Regions from separate parts of the Homo sapiens genome. Here all the other regions are linked to region 1. The links are chromatin contacts, found by Hi-C or POLR2A ChIA-PET in ENCODE. All regions are on one chromosome and are shown on one strand. Each heading gives the region's core, a stretch centred on a gene start or an enhancer-like site at or near the end of the contact. The rest is flanking DNA. Distances are from core to core; before and after follow the strand shown.

What was found. Hi-C counts contacts between places; a loop is a spot of excess contacts on that map. ChIA-PET counts read pairs that join two places held with the same protein, here RNA polymerase II (POLR2A). Pooled maps may share reads with other maps.
Region 2: POLR2A ChIA-PET joins it to region 1 with 11 read pairs in activated CD4-positive, alpha-beta T cell. The contact joins two enhancer-like sites. A Hi-C loop is called at or near these places in 2 of 37 single-sample maps with no recorded cell type and 3 of 50 pooled maps. POLR2A ChIA-PET finds 5 or more read pairs at or near these places in 3 of 52 experiments (A673, HEK293 and activated CD4-positive, alpha-beta T cell).
Region 3: a loop to region 1 is called in a pooled map, with 3 times the contacts of the local background. The contact joins two enhancer-like sites. A Hi-C loop is called at or near these places in 8 of 50 pooled maps. POLR2A ChIA-PET finds 5 or more read pairs at or near these places in 5 of 52 experiments (AG04450, Panc1, T-cell and 2 more).

What each region holds. Positions count from the first base shown.
Region 1 is chr5:139,456,704-139,461,622 of GRCh38, reverse strand. It overlaps ECSCR (endothelial cell surface expressed chemotaxis and apoptosis regulator), which reads left to right. Exons shown (of 10, transcript NM_001077693.4): 2 at 3,440-3,484; 3 at 3,816-3,866; 4 at 4,019-4,078. Among named protein-coding and RNA genes, the nearest start is that of ECSCR, 3.6 kb to the left of the region's middle. RefSeq lists enhancers at 1-108, 109-698, 4,073-4,132. Within about 2 kb of position 2,107, at least 15 of the 41 ENCODE cell types and tissues checked have a DNase peak (open chromatin) inside an H3K27ac peak, as active enhancers do.
Region 2 is chr5:139,682,357-139,687,275 of GRCh38, reverse strand. CXXC5 (CXXC finger protein 5) reads right to left here. Exons shown (of 3, transcript NM_016463.9): 3 at 3,394-4,413. The coding sequence ends at 4,369. Among named protein-coding and RNA genes, the nearest start is that of CXXC5-AS1, 35 kb to the right of the region's middle. RefSeq lists an enhancer at 1,678-2,332. Within about 2 kb of position 2,080, at least 9 of the 41 ENCODE cell types and tissues checked have a DNase peak (open chromatin) inside an H3K27ac peak, as active enhancers do.
Region 3 is chr5:139,630,516-139,635,434 of GRCh38, reverse strand. No RefSeq gene overlaps it. Among named protein-coding and RNA genes, the nearest start is that of CXXC5, 15 kb to the left of the region's middle. RefSeq lists an enhancer at 1,817-2,111. Within about 2 kb of position 1,979, at least 4 of the 41 ENCODE cell types and tissues checked have a DNase peak (open chromatin) inside an H3K27ac peak, as active enhancers do.

The sequences.
Region 1 (4,919 bases), core at 858-3,357:
TCTGGGGCTGGGGAACAAGGCTGTTGTGGAAACTGCAGGTGAAGCTCATGAGGTGGCATTTTCACAGGCCGAGACTTTTCCCAGCCTCCCTACCCACTGTTTTCTCCCAGGCAAGTGCCAGCACTCTCAAATGCCCTGTGTCGGCTGTACCTAAGCTGCTGTCACCCGCCCCGAGTTTCCTAACCCTTCATCCTGAAGTGTGCAGAGCATTTCCTGGCTCCTTCATCTTGGTGGACTGAGGAATCCTGAGCACATTCAGGCCCATAAAGGGACTTGACTACGGATACCCAGAGGCAGGGCAGACTTGAGACTTGGAGGATTTGAGAGAACAGGGCAAAAACAAAAGTGTCTGGCCTTCATTGAGCATGTCAGGCACTGCGTTAAGTGCTTCATATGCATTTTCCTTCCTTCACAACAACTTGCGAGGTACTGATACCACTTGCATTTTACTTAGTTATTTTTGAGACAGGGTTGCTCCATTGCGCAGGCCAGAGTTGCAGTGGCATGATCATGGCTCACTGCAGCCTTGACCTCCTGGGCTCAAGCAATCCTCCTGCCTTAGCCTCCTGTGTAGCTGGGGGCTACAGGCACACACCACCACACCCAGCTAATTTTTGCATTTTTTTGTAGAGACAAGGTTTTACCATGTTGCCCAGGCTGGTCACTTGTACTTCAAAGTAAAGAAAACTGAGGCCTAGGTCAGACAGCGACAAAGCCAGGACTTGAACTCAGGCTTGCCAGGCTCGATTAAAATCCACGATTTTAACTTCTAAACTATGCTTTTGAGGAAAAAATGGGGAGGGGTGTGTGTGGAGATAGACTAGAAGGGGATAAAGCAGACAGAATTAGAGAGGGGAGACCTGGGAAATCAAAAATTCCTGTGGCTAGAGTTCTTTGGGAATCTGCAGGCCCAGTGGTCAGAGACACCCTCGGCTGTAGACACAGATGCTCCCTAAGTCCCTCCCTTACCCACAGAGAAATCTTTGTTGGTGACAAAAAGTTTGGGTAGTGGGAGGGGCAAGAGGCAAAGAAAGAGCAGGGTCTTGAAGCTTGTGACTTTGGAACTCCTCCCAAGCCACTGAATAATTTTCTTTCTAGATAAATGCAGGAAGGCAGTTCCCTGTGCCTTCCCTGTACCTTCCCACCAAAAACTAAGTTATAACCTTACAGCATTTAGATAGTACATTAGGCCAGGCTCGGTGGCTCACGCCTGTGATCCCAGCATTTAGGATGCTGAGGCGAATGGATCACCTGAGGTCAGGAGTTTGAGACCAGCCTGGCCAACATGGTGAAACCCCATCTCTACTAAACATACAAAAATTAGCCGGGCATGGTGGCAGGCGCCTGTAATCCCAGCTACTCAGGAGGCTGAGACAGGAGAATAGCTTGAGCCCGGGAGGCGGAGGTTGCAGTGAGCTGAGATCGCGCCACTGCACTCCAGCCTGGGTGACCAAGAGCGAAACTCTGTCTCAAAACGAAAAAAAAAAAACAAAAAATACATTACATATGCTGGATTAGTAACTGATACATGTTTTCAGGACATGCCTTGGGTTAAAAGGATTCTCCAAGGGTCCTCCCCAGCTAGAAAGGGTTTTCTCTAGCCTGGGCTTCCTATAAATTTTGACTCCCCTCTTGACCATCCCCCTCTCGCCAACAAGGGAATGGGGCTCTCAGAAATGGTGATCTAGAAAAACATGGCCCAGGGTTTGGTAATTTTACACTTGGAAGCAATTAATTCTACACTATCCAGATGATAGCCCCATGGAGGAAGGCAGTGGCTTAAGGAAAATAAGCAGAGCAGCAGGTTGCCACAGGCTGGGGTGGGCCCCTGGCACCCAGCCGCCTCTGTCCACCCAGGCCTGGGCTGAATGCTCCCCTGATGCTGAGAGACCAAGGGAGCAGCAGAGCCAGGCCAGGGGCTGTAGTCCCTGCTCAAGCAGAGGGACGGGAACCCAGCTGGGCGGCTCCACTTCCCCACGTTGTTTTCCTTTCACATTGTTCACAGGTTTCAAGAATGATTTCATTGTGGAAAATGAGCAAATACAACCTGACCTTTCAGGTTCCACATACACAGCGGGACACACACAAGGGCACACGAGCATGCACATACATTTGCATAGAGCCCCGCAGACACACGTGTACATACAAAAAAGCCAGTGAGGGCTTCTGATTGGGGACTCTTGGTGACTGACCCCTCTCTGGGTTTGGTCAATAACAACCATTTCCTATGTATCCTCTGCCTGTGAGAGTGAATGGGTTGCTCATGCTAGAGCTTCCCTGCCTCCTATATATACCTCAGAACTTACTTTCTGCACAGGCCCCTACCTCTAGGCAAGATACAAGCCCTAATCCCCATCCCCATCTCACTCACCTTCCCGTCTCTCAGCCCCTTCCCTGGGGGCAGGACCAGGGTGACAGTAGCTTAAGGTAAACATTAGCCTAGAGACCTGGAGTCCTGGGCCCTTCCTTGTCTAGGTGTGGCAGGTCATTGATCTTCTGTCCTTAGAAATGTCACTAGTTTAAAATAACCTTCTCCTGACTCTGCATCAGGTTGGTAAAATGCCCATGTCAGATTGAAGAGACAGGGAAGGACTTCGGGACTCTGAGCCATGAGGTGGTGGTGATGTTGCTATTGAGTCACAGTCTCAGAGGAAGCCAGCACCGTGAGCCACAGCCCACATCCTTTAGTCCTCTGCCTAGTGTGTCTGCCTTCCAGCATGGTAGGCTTAGAAAGCCAAAACGTTTTTTTCTGTTTTCTTTTCTTTTTTTTTTTTTTTGAGACAGAGTCTCACTTTGTCTCCCAGGCTGGAGTGCAATGGCATGATCTCAGCTCACTGCAACCTCTACCTCCCGGGTTCAAGCGATTCTCATGCCTCAGCCTCCCAAGCAGCTGGGATTACAGGCGTGTGCCATCAGGCCTGCTAATTTTTGTATTTTTAATAGAGGCAGGGTTTCACCATGTTGGCCGGGCTAGTCTTGAACTCCTGACCTCAAGTGATCTACCCACCTCAGCCTCCCTAAGTGCTGGGATTACAGGTGTGAACCACCGCACCTGGCCAGTGTTTTCTTTTCTTTTTTCTTTTTCTTTCTTTTTTTTTTTTTTTTTTTTTTTTTTTTTTTTTGTTGAGATAGGGTCTCCACCTGTTGCCCAGGCTGGAGTGTAGTGGTGCAATCATAGCTCACTGCAGCCAGCCTCAACCTTCTGGTCTCAAGCAATCCTGCCACCTCAGCCTCCTGAGTAGCTAGGACTCCAGGTGTGCACTACTGTGCCTGGAGAATTTAAAAAAAAAAAAAAAACAAAACAAAACAAAATTTTTTTTTAGAGACAGGGTCTTGCTATGTTGCCCAGGCTGGGCCAGAAGGCATTCTAAGGGTTCCTTTCTAGGCTCTGTGCTGGGCAGGGGACTTACCAAGCTATGTGTTTTGCTTTCTCTTGCAGGCCACAACTCCCAGCCCACAATGACCCAGACCTCTAGCTCTCAGGGTAAGACCAAACACATGGGTCTACTCCAGCGTGTAGGCCTAGGAGCTTAGGAAGGGTGAGAGGAGCTCTATGCCAATTTAGCCTTAACCTCAGGGGGCTGGGGCCGCAGCTGGAGCGGGAGCTCTCAGGACTCACCAAGGCTGAGCTCATCTAAGGATTTTTTTTCAGCCTAGCTGAGTCTAATGTACCTTGAAAGAAAAAAGAGGTGAATGGTTGGGAATGAGGGGTGGGGGATGGGGTAGGGAGAAAGACACACAGATCTAGGGAACAAGAGAGGGAGATGGAACAGTAGGAGGCGGTGCACCCCTCAGCCTCAGATGTTCTGTTTCAGGAGGCCTTGGCGGTCTAAGTCTGACCACAGAGCCAGTTTCTTCCAACCCAGGTGAGTGAGTGTGGTTGCTGAGGTCCCTGCTCCTGCCCCACACCCATTCATTCAGACCTGCTTGGAGCCCAGGGGTTCTTGGGTGGGACAGGGAGTGTGGTGTCACCAAACCTACCCCACCTCCCACTCCCTATCTGCCTCTGTCCTTGCAGGATACATCCCTTCCTCAGAGGCTAACAGGCCAAGCCATCTGTCCAGCACTGGTACCCCAGGTACTGTGTCATTCAGACTACAAATGCCATCCAGGGAGGGCCCAGTGAGGACCCCAACAGTTTCTGCTCTAAAAGAGAATATAGACTGGGGCGAGCGGGAACAGACAAGGAAATAGACCCTCACACTGAGGATGACATGCAGGGTGAGAAGGGCTGCGGTGGGCACCAGCAGAAGTGTGGGAGCCCAGGCACATGTCAGTCACTTCAGACTCGGGGGCCAGGGATGACTCCCAGAAGCAGCTTCTGAAGCCGAGCTGAGAAGGGGTCAGCTGAGCATGTGGAGGCTGTGGGGTAGAGAGTAGTGGGGCTTATTCCAGGTGGGGTGGAGAGTAGTGGGGCTTATTCCAGGCAGAGGGAACTGCCCAGAGGTGAACAAGAGAATGGCCCCTTCTAGAACTGAAAGCAGGAAAGAAGAGGAAGATTTTGGACTGAAGAGCCCACCCGGTGCACATGCCGGCCAAGGCCCTGAGCAGGCCCGAGTGTGCTTCCTCATTCACGGCAGCTCCAAAGAAGGCCGCGCAGGCCCCCATGGCAGCCAGTAAACCCGTGATGCCGAGGGCAGGCACCGTGGATGGGCTCTCCCCGACCTGGTTGGGCCTAACTTGGGCCAAGCCACAGATGTACACATCAGGACTTGTTGAGTGCCCAGGGCGGGGGGCAGCGGTGAAAAACACTGGGTTCCATCTGGATGGGTTCCTTCTGCCCTCTTCAGGAGGCCACAGGGGTCAGGACCCACATCAGTGGCACCCTGGTTCAGGAAAGAAAGAGGTTTGGTGGGGCGTAGAGACAGGACCTTGGGCCTGGTCACAACGAAGGTAACAGGAGCTTAGACTTGAGACTG
Region 2 (4,919 bases), core at 831-3,330, 230 kb before region 1:
CGTCTGGAGTCCTGAGTCAGGTCCAGGGCATGGGACAGGCGCCTCAGTCTGGGTGGGGGATAAAGGCAGCTAGAGACTAGGTCAGGCCAAGACTGGCTGCTGTCGGGGGAGGGGGCGCCTGGCAGGCGCTGGGCAGGCTGGGGTTGGGGGAGGCCTTTGGCGGCCTCAGAGAACAAAGAGGCCGGGGTTGCCAGGATATTCTGTGGAGTTGAAGCCGGTGGTGATGGGGCTGGGAGAGGGGCCGCAGCGGCCGTGGGAACTGCGCCTGCTGCCCCCACGCCAGCTCCCCCATCCAGACTGGGCCTCAGGGCCATGCGAGGGCACAGGCTGCAGGTGAGAGGGGCTGTCAGATCCCCCACTCTCTCCCTAGAGAGGCTTTCAGGGCGGAGACCCAGGAAGTGCTGGAGGCAGACACACAAGGCAATAGTGTCAGCAACACTGAGAGGATCACAGGTGCACACTGACACAAAGCCATGACCACACACCCAGGGTTATGCAGGCAGCATCACAGGGTCACACTATAGTCACACGGAGACATCACACACACACAATCCCTGGTCAGTCCCAGCCCACATCCATGATGGCCACACAGACACAAAGTCACACACTTATTGAACCACCCAGTTTTGCCACAGGGTCACGCAATGCCACGTGTGTTGTAAACCCAAAGTGACACACTCACATAGAATCACTCAATGTCACACACTCACACAGAATCACCCAAAGTCACACATTCAGTTGTACAAGCCGGTATCACACTGGGTCTGTTACAGAACTGTACAATGTCACAAGAGTACACACGCAATGTCACAGAACATTCCAAAGTGTGGCCACTGACATACACTAACCCATTCACATCTCAGTCTCCAATAAACTGTCACAAACCCATTTGCATATCACACCCGATGTCACACATAGCCACATTACTGCACAAAGCCTCACACAATTGTCAGGCCCTTAAAGCATCACTCACACACACACACACACACACACACACACACACACGTCCACGCAGGGGCTACCTGGAGGCTGGACTTCTCTCCAGCCCAGTGTGTGCACCCAGCCTCTCAAACCCCCACCGTTCTGTGTCTAGAGCTGGCTCTAAATGCCAGATCACCCAGGTCAGGGTACAGGGTACCTGGAGGAAAGGCTCCTGGGTCACCAGGAAGTCAGTTTCCCAACTGTAGCAGAGGAGAGGTGAGGGCACCTGAGGGGAGGGGAGCTGGGTACACAACCCTGCCAGGGAGCCTGCCTCTAAGGAAGTCTCCGTCAGCTGGGGAACAGCAGGGGTGAGCCTGCAACAGACAGAGTACAAGATACAGAGATGGAGAGACAGGAGGGGCAGAGACCCAGAGACACGGAGAGGCTTAGAGATCAGGAAAGATGGAGACCCAAAGACACAGGAGCGTCAGGGACCGAAAGAGACCTTCAGGACATGCAGAGAGTGAGCCAGAGAGACAGAAAGCTGGTGCAGGCTGGGGTCGGGCTGCATCCAGGTAGGGGAAGGGCCAGAGGCTGGGTCACTCTACGGAGGTGGGAAGTGGGAGGTGGGAGGTGGGGGTGGCCAGGGCTTCAGGGAGGACACACAGCCAGGCAGAAGGTGAGGGACATCTTGGTGAGATTTAGGTGAATAATAGTTTAAAAATAGCAACACCAGCTGCCATTGACAGAGCTTGCAAGTCAGGCCCTTCCCAAGTGTGATCGCATTTCATCCTCAGGCAACTTTATGGGGGAAACAATTATTGTCCCGTTTCCCAGATGAGGTAACTGAGTCCTCAGCATGTTTTCAGCCAGCCTCACAGCTGTCCCCACCCCTGGCCTCCAAACAGAGGGGCTGGCTTACCATTTCCACAAAGCAGTGTGAAGCTGGAACAGGTGAGGAGCTCTGAGTTTCGGCCGTGTGCTGGGGAGTGGGCTCAGGAGACACGCTGGGCTGTGGGTTGGCACACTGAAAGGTACAGGCCGGCTGAGTCACAGCACCCCCTCTGGGCTGGCAACAGAGCCGTCCACCCCACACCTGTAGGTGTGCCAACGAGGGCCGGCTGAGGCCATCTGCAGCCTGTGTGCTGCCAGCAGCGGGCGGAGGCAGGAAGGGGCCTCCTGCCCGGTGCCCCCTGCTGGCCAGGCTCCCCCCACTCCCCACAGGAGGACCCTCCCCACCCTCCTCGAGGTTCTGGAGGTGCCGCTGTTTGCCTTGTGCTGGGGGTGAGGGTGCCCCCCAGCTGCAACACCTCCCCCTACTCCCTGCTGGACACCCCCCTTCGGCAGAGCCGCCTGGAGAGATCACAGGCAGCCACATGAAAGGGAATTTTTCCCAGGCAGAGCTGAAGTTGAAAGCTGCCTCCCACCGCCCCTGCCTGCCCCCGCTGTGCCAGGCCAGGCTGCTGAGGCCCTGGCGCTCGAAGGGAGCTTGTGACACCTGGGAAGGGGTTGGGGGTCAGCGCCACCCCCACCCAACATGGCTGCTTTCTCCTCTCAGGACAATGGCAGAGATAGCCCATCTCCCCCACCTCACTGCCCACTCAGCCTCAGAAATCGCTCCAGCTCTCACCCACCTGAAGCCAGTGCCCAACACTGTCAGGAAGTCCTTCCTGAAGTCTAGCCTCCATCTCAGCCAGGCTCAAAGCAGCTGGGTGAGAAGAACGCTCCCCCAGTGGATGGCTAAGCCTCCTCCTTCAGGTTGGCCTCTGTGATGTACAGGGAGGGGCATGCCACTGCCACCCCTTCCTGTTCAGGCTGCCCTGGCCCAGACCATGTGGCTGTGTGGTGACTTCCCCAGACATTTGACCTCTGAGGTCCCCAGCAGCCTTGTACCAACAAACCCTCTGAGAGTGGGGACAGTCAAAGCCAAGGACACCCCCGTAACTCAGCCTAGCAGCCCTCAGGCCTAAAGAGGAATAGGCGTGTGTGTACAGCCAGGTCCCCACGAAGCCGAGCTGAAACTATTCCCTGGAGAATGACATTGGTGGCTGCGGGAGCACTAGATCCCTGCCAGGTAAGAAAGAAAGAAAGAAGACCCTGAACAGGCAGCTCAGCCTTACCCCCACCTGCCTCGTGGTGCTGGTTGCTTTACTCATCAGGCCCTGATGAACTTAGGTGAGTGAACAGAGGTGGCCCCAAGTGAGTGAAGGTCCCTGGAGGTCCAGGTTCTGAGGCATGGGGTGCAACCAGGCAGTGACTTCCAGATTAAGAGCCTTTCCCTCCTGTCTGCTGGGCTGGTTGCTCCTGCTCTCCCCCATTCTGGATCCAGAGGCCTCTCTTCCCCAAGAAATTCCCATTCTAAATGTCCCTGGGCCATCCTTCTTCCTCCTCCAGGTGGTCCCAGACAATCCCTGCTCAGGAACGGCCCCCAAGTCAGCCCCCCAAAACCGGAGAGCAAGAAGCCAGCGGTGCTTCGTGACACAAACATGCATTCGTTTTATTCACAAAACAGCCTGGTTTCCTAAAACAATACAAACAGCATGTTCATCAGCAGGAAGCTGGCCGTGGGCAGGGGGGCCCAGGCCGCAGGGGGCCCCCTGGGGACCCACCCCCACCAGCAGGGGACCACGCAAAGAAGCCCTTTCTTCTGTTGCCATTAGCAAGGCCAGAAAAAAAGGACTTATTTTCTCTAAGAAAAGTAGCCAGGATTGGAAATATCGAGATGGGGCTCCCCAGATCGCAATGGATAAACGAACAGAACTTTCATTTTTTTTTCCAAAATCACTGTTGGGGTGGGGGATCCCAGTCTCGGGACTGTGGGTGCAGCTCAGCTGGCCTGGTGCTCCCTCCCCTTCTGTGAGCTCCCTGCTGGCAGCTCTGCACGCGTGGATGGATACAGAGCGGCTTCTACACGGCGCCATCAACATTCTCTTTATGAACGTGAGTGGATTCTCCAGGCAAACTATGCACTATTTCATGGTCGGAAAGAATCAAAGGAAGTTTAAATGAGGGTGGAGTTAAACTGTGCTAAATTACAGTAGTGCTTATTAGTAACTAGATTTCAAAAGGTTACAGAAAATTTACATTCTCTACACAAAAACTGCATCTCCTGCACAGACAACATCGACATCGACACAGGAAGGAAACTGATTGTCCATTCTTTGCCCAGGAAGTCTCGGTACTTTATAGATTCGTCTTTACCTCTTTTTTGTTGTTGTTCTTCCGAAAAAGCAGTTTAAATTTTTTTCTTTTTCTTTTTATGCTAGGGACGTGGAGATGTTAAAACGACAACAAAAAATATATATATAAAAACAGGAATGAAATCTGTGAGAGAATATTTTTGGTTCTAAAGACGGGTGCATCCGTTTGTCTTCGCCCGAATCCCTTGCTGGAGACCACACGAGCAGTGACATTGCACGGAGAGGGCAGCTTTGGGTTCCGCCGCCGTCACTGAAACCACCGGAAGGCGGCTCCCGTCGGAAGCATCACCTTCTGGCGGGGGCGGGAGACAAAAACAAGGAGAGAGTTCAGTCAGGGTCCGGGTAGGCCTGGAGCAAAGACGTTCCCCCATGGATGGCCTCATGGCGGAGGGACAGGCATGGAGGAAGAGCAGCCACCCCTCGGAGCTCCTGCCACCCCAGCCAGGCCAAAGGAGGCGCTTGACCTGCTGGGCTGCTGGAAGGCCCCGAGGACTCTGAGGCCTCCTGAGCCACTGTGCCCAGGAACCCTCCTTCCAGAGAAGAAGTCCCTTCCCCTGGCCCAAAGGCAACAGCGCCAGGTGGCTGTGGCATGTTTCTGTAAATGAGCGTGTGAGCACGTGCGACGGGTGTGCATATGGGTGTGTGCCTCGTGCTATGCTGAGCTGTGTGGTATGGAGCTGTGGGAGGTGGGTATTTGAGCTATTTCTCAAGCGGCCGTGTCTATGTGTGTGTGCATGTGTGTCTACACTGGACTAAAGTGGGTGCCTTTGTGTGTACATAGGAGAGCAGAAATGGAAG
Region 3 (4,919 bases), core at 730-3,229, 170 kb before region 1:
GACAGACACTGGGCAAGGACACACAGTCTGGCTAGCCATGGCCATTATTCTGCCTGCTCACCCTGTTTGTGGGCACACTCTTGCAGGCCTTAACAAGTGGGCATGTGAGCCATAGGCTGCAAAAGGGCCCAGCCAGTCTTCCCCAGGTCCCTGGATGTCCCAGGAGCTAGCCCAGCTCAAAGGAGGGCAAACCTCTAGCATGTACAGGAATCCAAGAAAGATGTCTCACTGTCCAGGCCTACCTCCCTGAACCATAAGCACCCACGGTCACAACCCTTTAATTTGATAAGGTCATTTTCCACCAAGCATTGCCTATGGGTCAGGCTGGTGACCAAGTGCCCGTTTTCTAGATGAGAAAATCAAAGCAAAAGACAGATAAGTTTATTGCCCAACTGAAAACCCATGGTCTTGTGATTCAAACCCAGATCTGATCCTGTTCTTCAAAGGCTACAGAGCCTTCGTGTTTATGCATCACACCCTGATGCATAAACACTAAGGAGTGTACATGCTCACAATTCTCACTCTCAAGCTCCTGAACACATGTGCAGTCCCCTTCTGCACACACACATACAGGCTGGCCTAAGCTCTCCCATGCCTGGGGCCTGTCAGCCACATTCTCCATGGCTCCCTCCTTCTAACAGGGACAGGGACAGGCAGGGAATCTAAATTCCCGGGTTTCCGCCCTGACCCTGACCCCACTCCTTTCCCACTCAGAGAACACATACCTCCTGCTACAGCCAGAAAACCAGCCCCAGAGGGAGGCCTGGGGGAGAATAAGCAATTCTGGGGGCCAACTGCCTAAGCTCCAGTTATTTGCCTGGGTTTGACATAATAGGAAGTCAGCAGCTTTCCCTGCAGGTAGCTCCCACCCTCTAGCGAGGCTAGACCCAAGGCTTCCCTCCTTATTCCAGAAACTTTCTTAGTTGAGATTCCTTTGGATCCAGCAAAATCCCTCACATGATTAGGCACTACAGCAGGACTCGTGGAGCTCTCAATACACCGTTCTCCTTAGAGTCTATCAGTAGGCAAAAGCTTAGGTTCTAGGTACCAACAGCACCCAGGCAGCTTTCCCCATCTAGGGGCAGTGGTAGCTAATTCTCACAGCCCTGCCTGGGGCTCCCAAATAAACTCCTTGACCTGGGAATTTAGATTCCCTGCCTGCCCCTGTCCCTGTTAGAAGGAGGGAGCCATGGAGAATGTGGCTGACAGGCCCCAGGCATGGGGGGCTCAGCCACTTGGTGGGCTCAGCAAATCTGGAACATTTGCATATCCAGATGGCCAAGCCTTGAATTTCAAAGATTTCCCCATGAAGAGGCAGCTGGCTTCCGGGTGGTGGCCCTGGACGCTCACACCTGTTGGGCTGGAAGACTGAGGAGACCAGGGCCCCAAAATACAAGATAAACTTGAAACAGACAAGAACATTTCCCAGGCCCTATCACTAGCCCCCAACTCTGCTCCTTCTGTCCCCAGGCCTCCATCTTCAAGGTCTAAGGAGCCATGTGCTGGTTGCCCAGGGTAGGTGGGCAGGCAAGTGATAATGGACTGCTGCCTCTGTGACCTGCTAGAAATATGGGATCTCCTTGTTCACATGCAGCAATAGACAGATCTTTTCCTGCATGTAACCTGGAGCTAGGTGGGCAGAGGTCCTAACCTGGAGCCTGGTTCACCTATTCACACACAGAGACATGGCTGCCATAGCAACGGGGAGGGCAGAGGGGAGCTGGCAGCTTGACACTTCCAGTAGGCTTTGGGCTGAAATACAAGTCACTAACCTTTTCCTTCACTGTAAGGCTGAGAACCTGACTGAACTTGGCACTGGCCCATCTGATTCTGGATATACCACGCACAAAGCTTAAGTCCGAAAGAATCTCCCCACTCCAACAAAAGCCCCTCTCAGGTTGTGCCCATGCAGATTCACTGACCACACGCCTCACGGTTGTCACAGCTATGGGTCACCACTGCCCTCTGCTGGCCACTCAAGGCACTAGCATCCACTCAGACACCAAAGCCATCATCTCACTCCCCACATAAGCAAACACACTTCAGTCATCACCTCCATCTGTGGGCACTGAAATGCAACTCCATTCAGCCGTCCTCTGAGCCAGGGGGCTGACAGGAGACAGGAAGAACAGGGACCACCTCAGGGACACAATGTATTAAGGAAGAAATCACAAAGGAATTCTGCTCCCTCCAATATACATCTGAAACTTCAAAAGGAAGTGCCCCCCGCCCTTTTTTTTTTTTTTTGAGTCAGAGTTTCTCTCTTGTTGCCCAGGCTGGATGCAATGGCGCGATCTCGGATCTCGGTTCACTGCAACCTCCACATCCCCGGTTCAAGAGATTTTCCTGCCTCAGCCTCCCAAGTATCTGGGATTACAGGCATGCACCACCACGCCTGGCTAATTTTGTATTTTTAGTAGAGACGGGGTTTCTCCATGTTGCTCAGGCTGGTCTTGAACTCCTGACCTCAGGTGATCCACCTACCTCGGCCTCCCAAAGTGCTGGGATTACAGGCGTGAGCCACCACGCCTGGCTGGAACTGCCTTTTTATGAAGCTTGGAGGTTGAATCCAGGAAACAGTACCTGCCCTATAACTTGTTATGCACCAGAGCCTCCCCAACTTGCCTTGTTTCCTCCAAAGGAGGACTAAGCTGAGGTCACTTGGAACCATCCTTCCAAAAAGCTCACCTTCTCTGGCAAGTTTGGGAAAGCCTTGGTTTCCCTTGTTCCTTCTGTCACTCTGCAGCAGGTGACTGAAAGTCTCAGGTGCCCTCTCAAACGAGGCCAGCTCCCCTCGACTCTCTGTGCAACACATGACAGGTAGCCACACCTTCCAAGATGGCAGTGATGCTGGCTAGGAGGAGAAACTGCCCACAACGACCAAATCAGTATTGCCCCTTAATCAGATGGGAAAAGCTCCAGACAACTGTCACCACATAGGTAGCTTAGCATTTGCCAACTACCTCAAACATGGAACACTTCTCTTACCCAAGATGGTGCTGGCTCTGCGTCCCAAATGTCAGATTGTATTTGTGGGTTGTTTCTAGAAACCTCCAAGTCAGAGGGCCCAGGAGCTTTGGAGCTTCTAAAGCAATCTCATTTTCTATGGAGAACTTTAAACCCAAGGAAAGCTGGCAATTTGAAGACTAGGTTTTAACTCAAAAAACCAAACCCTCCCCACTCACATTTTCCAGAGGCTCTAAAGTTTAGGGAAGGGTGACATCTTTTTAAGATTTAAGATTTTTAAGTACCAAAAAGGAAGTTTAAACAGAATTGAGAACAAGTGGCTCAGGGCAGGGAGAGGTGTGCCTGGGAAAATGGCAGTTGTCACTCCTCGCATCCTTAGAAGTTGGGAAAGGAACATGGTACATTCACCAAGGCTGCTGCTGCTCTTTCCTGTACAGCAGTCACAGGAGGCCTGGGCTGGACACTCAATGGCCTCTTCTTGGCTTTTCCAAATGGGATCAACCATTTGCTTTCAGAGTACAATGTTGGGCAATCAGGCTCCTCAGCTCTGGAAAAAACCATTCTACCAATAACAACTTACACAGGACGTTAAGAACAAACACACAAACCACCACTCAATCAAGGAAAACTATTAAGCTGCTGTCTTGGCACTAAGGTATTCATATAGTTTTACATCTGCTAAGAGGCAGATTACGCTGTGTCTCTGATCAGATAAAGATCCACAAATAGTTTAATTTAATGAAAAGTGACTGCTCATCACAAAAATGTCTGCCTTTGCCTTACCCAGACCAGGAGTAGACATAGAAAGAGCAAAGCTGGTTGGTGATTGTATTATACATTCAGCCAGAGGACAAAGGCCTTAAAGGCTTACTTAGTCCTAACCATTGAGCTTTTCTCCTTACATTGACTAAGGTAAAATATGCCAGCAATGAAGGAATTGCTTCATGAATAGTAACCCTGACAATGTGATCCCGTCTCATTTCCCTATTTCTAAGCCCATCTGAGAAATTGGTCTGGAAATATACTGAGGGGCCTGAATATCAACCACTTATACCAGTCCTGATTAAAAAAGGTTATAGTGCCAGGGAAACACTTAAAGAAGGTTTTTGTGGGATGGAGAAAGCCAGTTTTCATCTAAGTGCATGCACAATATAAAAGAAAATAGGCTGGGCGAGGTGGCTCATGCCTGTAATCCCAGCACTTTGGGAGGCCGAGGTGGGTGGACTGCTTGAGCTCAGGAGTGTGAGGCTGCAGTGAGCCATGTTTGCACCACTGCATTCTAGCCTGGGCAAAAAAGTGAGACCCTCTCTCAAAAAAAAAAAAAAAAAAAAAAAAAAAACCACACACAAAAAAAGAGAAAAGAGAGAAAGAAAAAGAGAAAGAAGGAAAGTAAAGAAAGAAAAAGGAAAGTGGGGAAGGAGGGAGGGAGGCAGGCAGGCAGGCAGGCAAAGGGCAGGGGAAGGGAGGGAAAGGAAGAGAAAGAAAGGGAAAGGAAGGGAAGAAAAGGAAAATAGAAGGGACTAGCTCCAGGAGTGCCCCAAAGGAAGTCTATTTCCTCTTGCTGGATGTATAGTGCAAATAGTTTGCTACCTTCAGTTATTTTCATATTAAAAATCTGCTTTCTTGGCTGGGTGTGGTGGCTCATGCCTGTAATCCCAGCACTTTGGGAGGCCAAGGTGGGCAGATCACCTGAAGTCAGGAGTTCAAGACCAGCCTGGACAACATGGTGAAACCGTCTCTACTAAAAATACAAAAATTAGCCAGGCGTGGGTGGCATGTGCCTATAATCTCAGCTACTCAGGAGGCTGAGGCAGGAAAATCACTTAAACTTGGGAGGTGGAGGTTGCAGTGAGCCAAGATCGCACCACTACACTCCAACCTGGGCGACAGTGAGACTCTGTCTCCAAACAACAACAACAAAAAACAAACCTGCTTTCTCCTGCCTAACATCA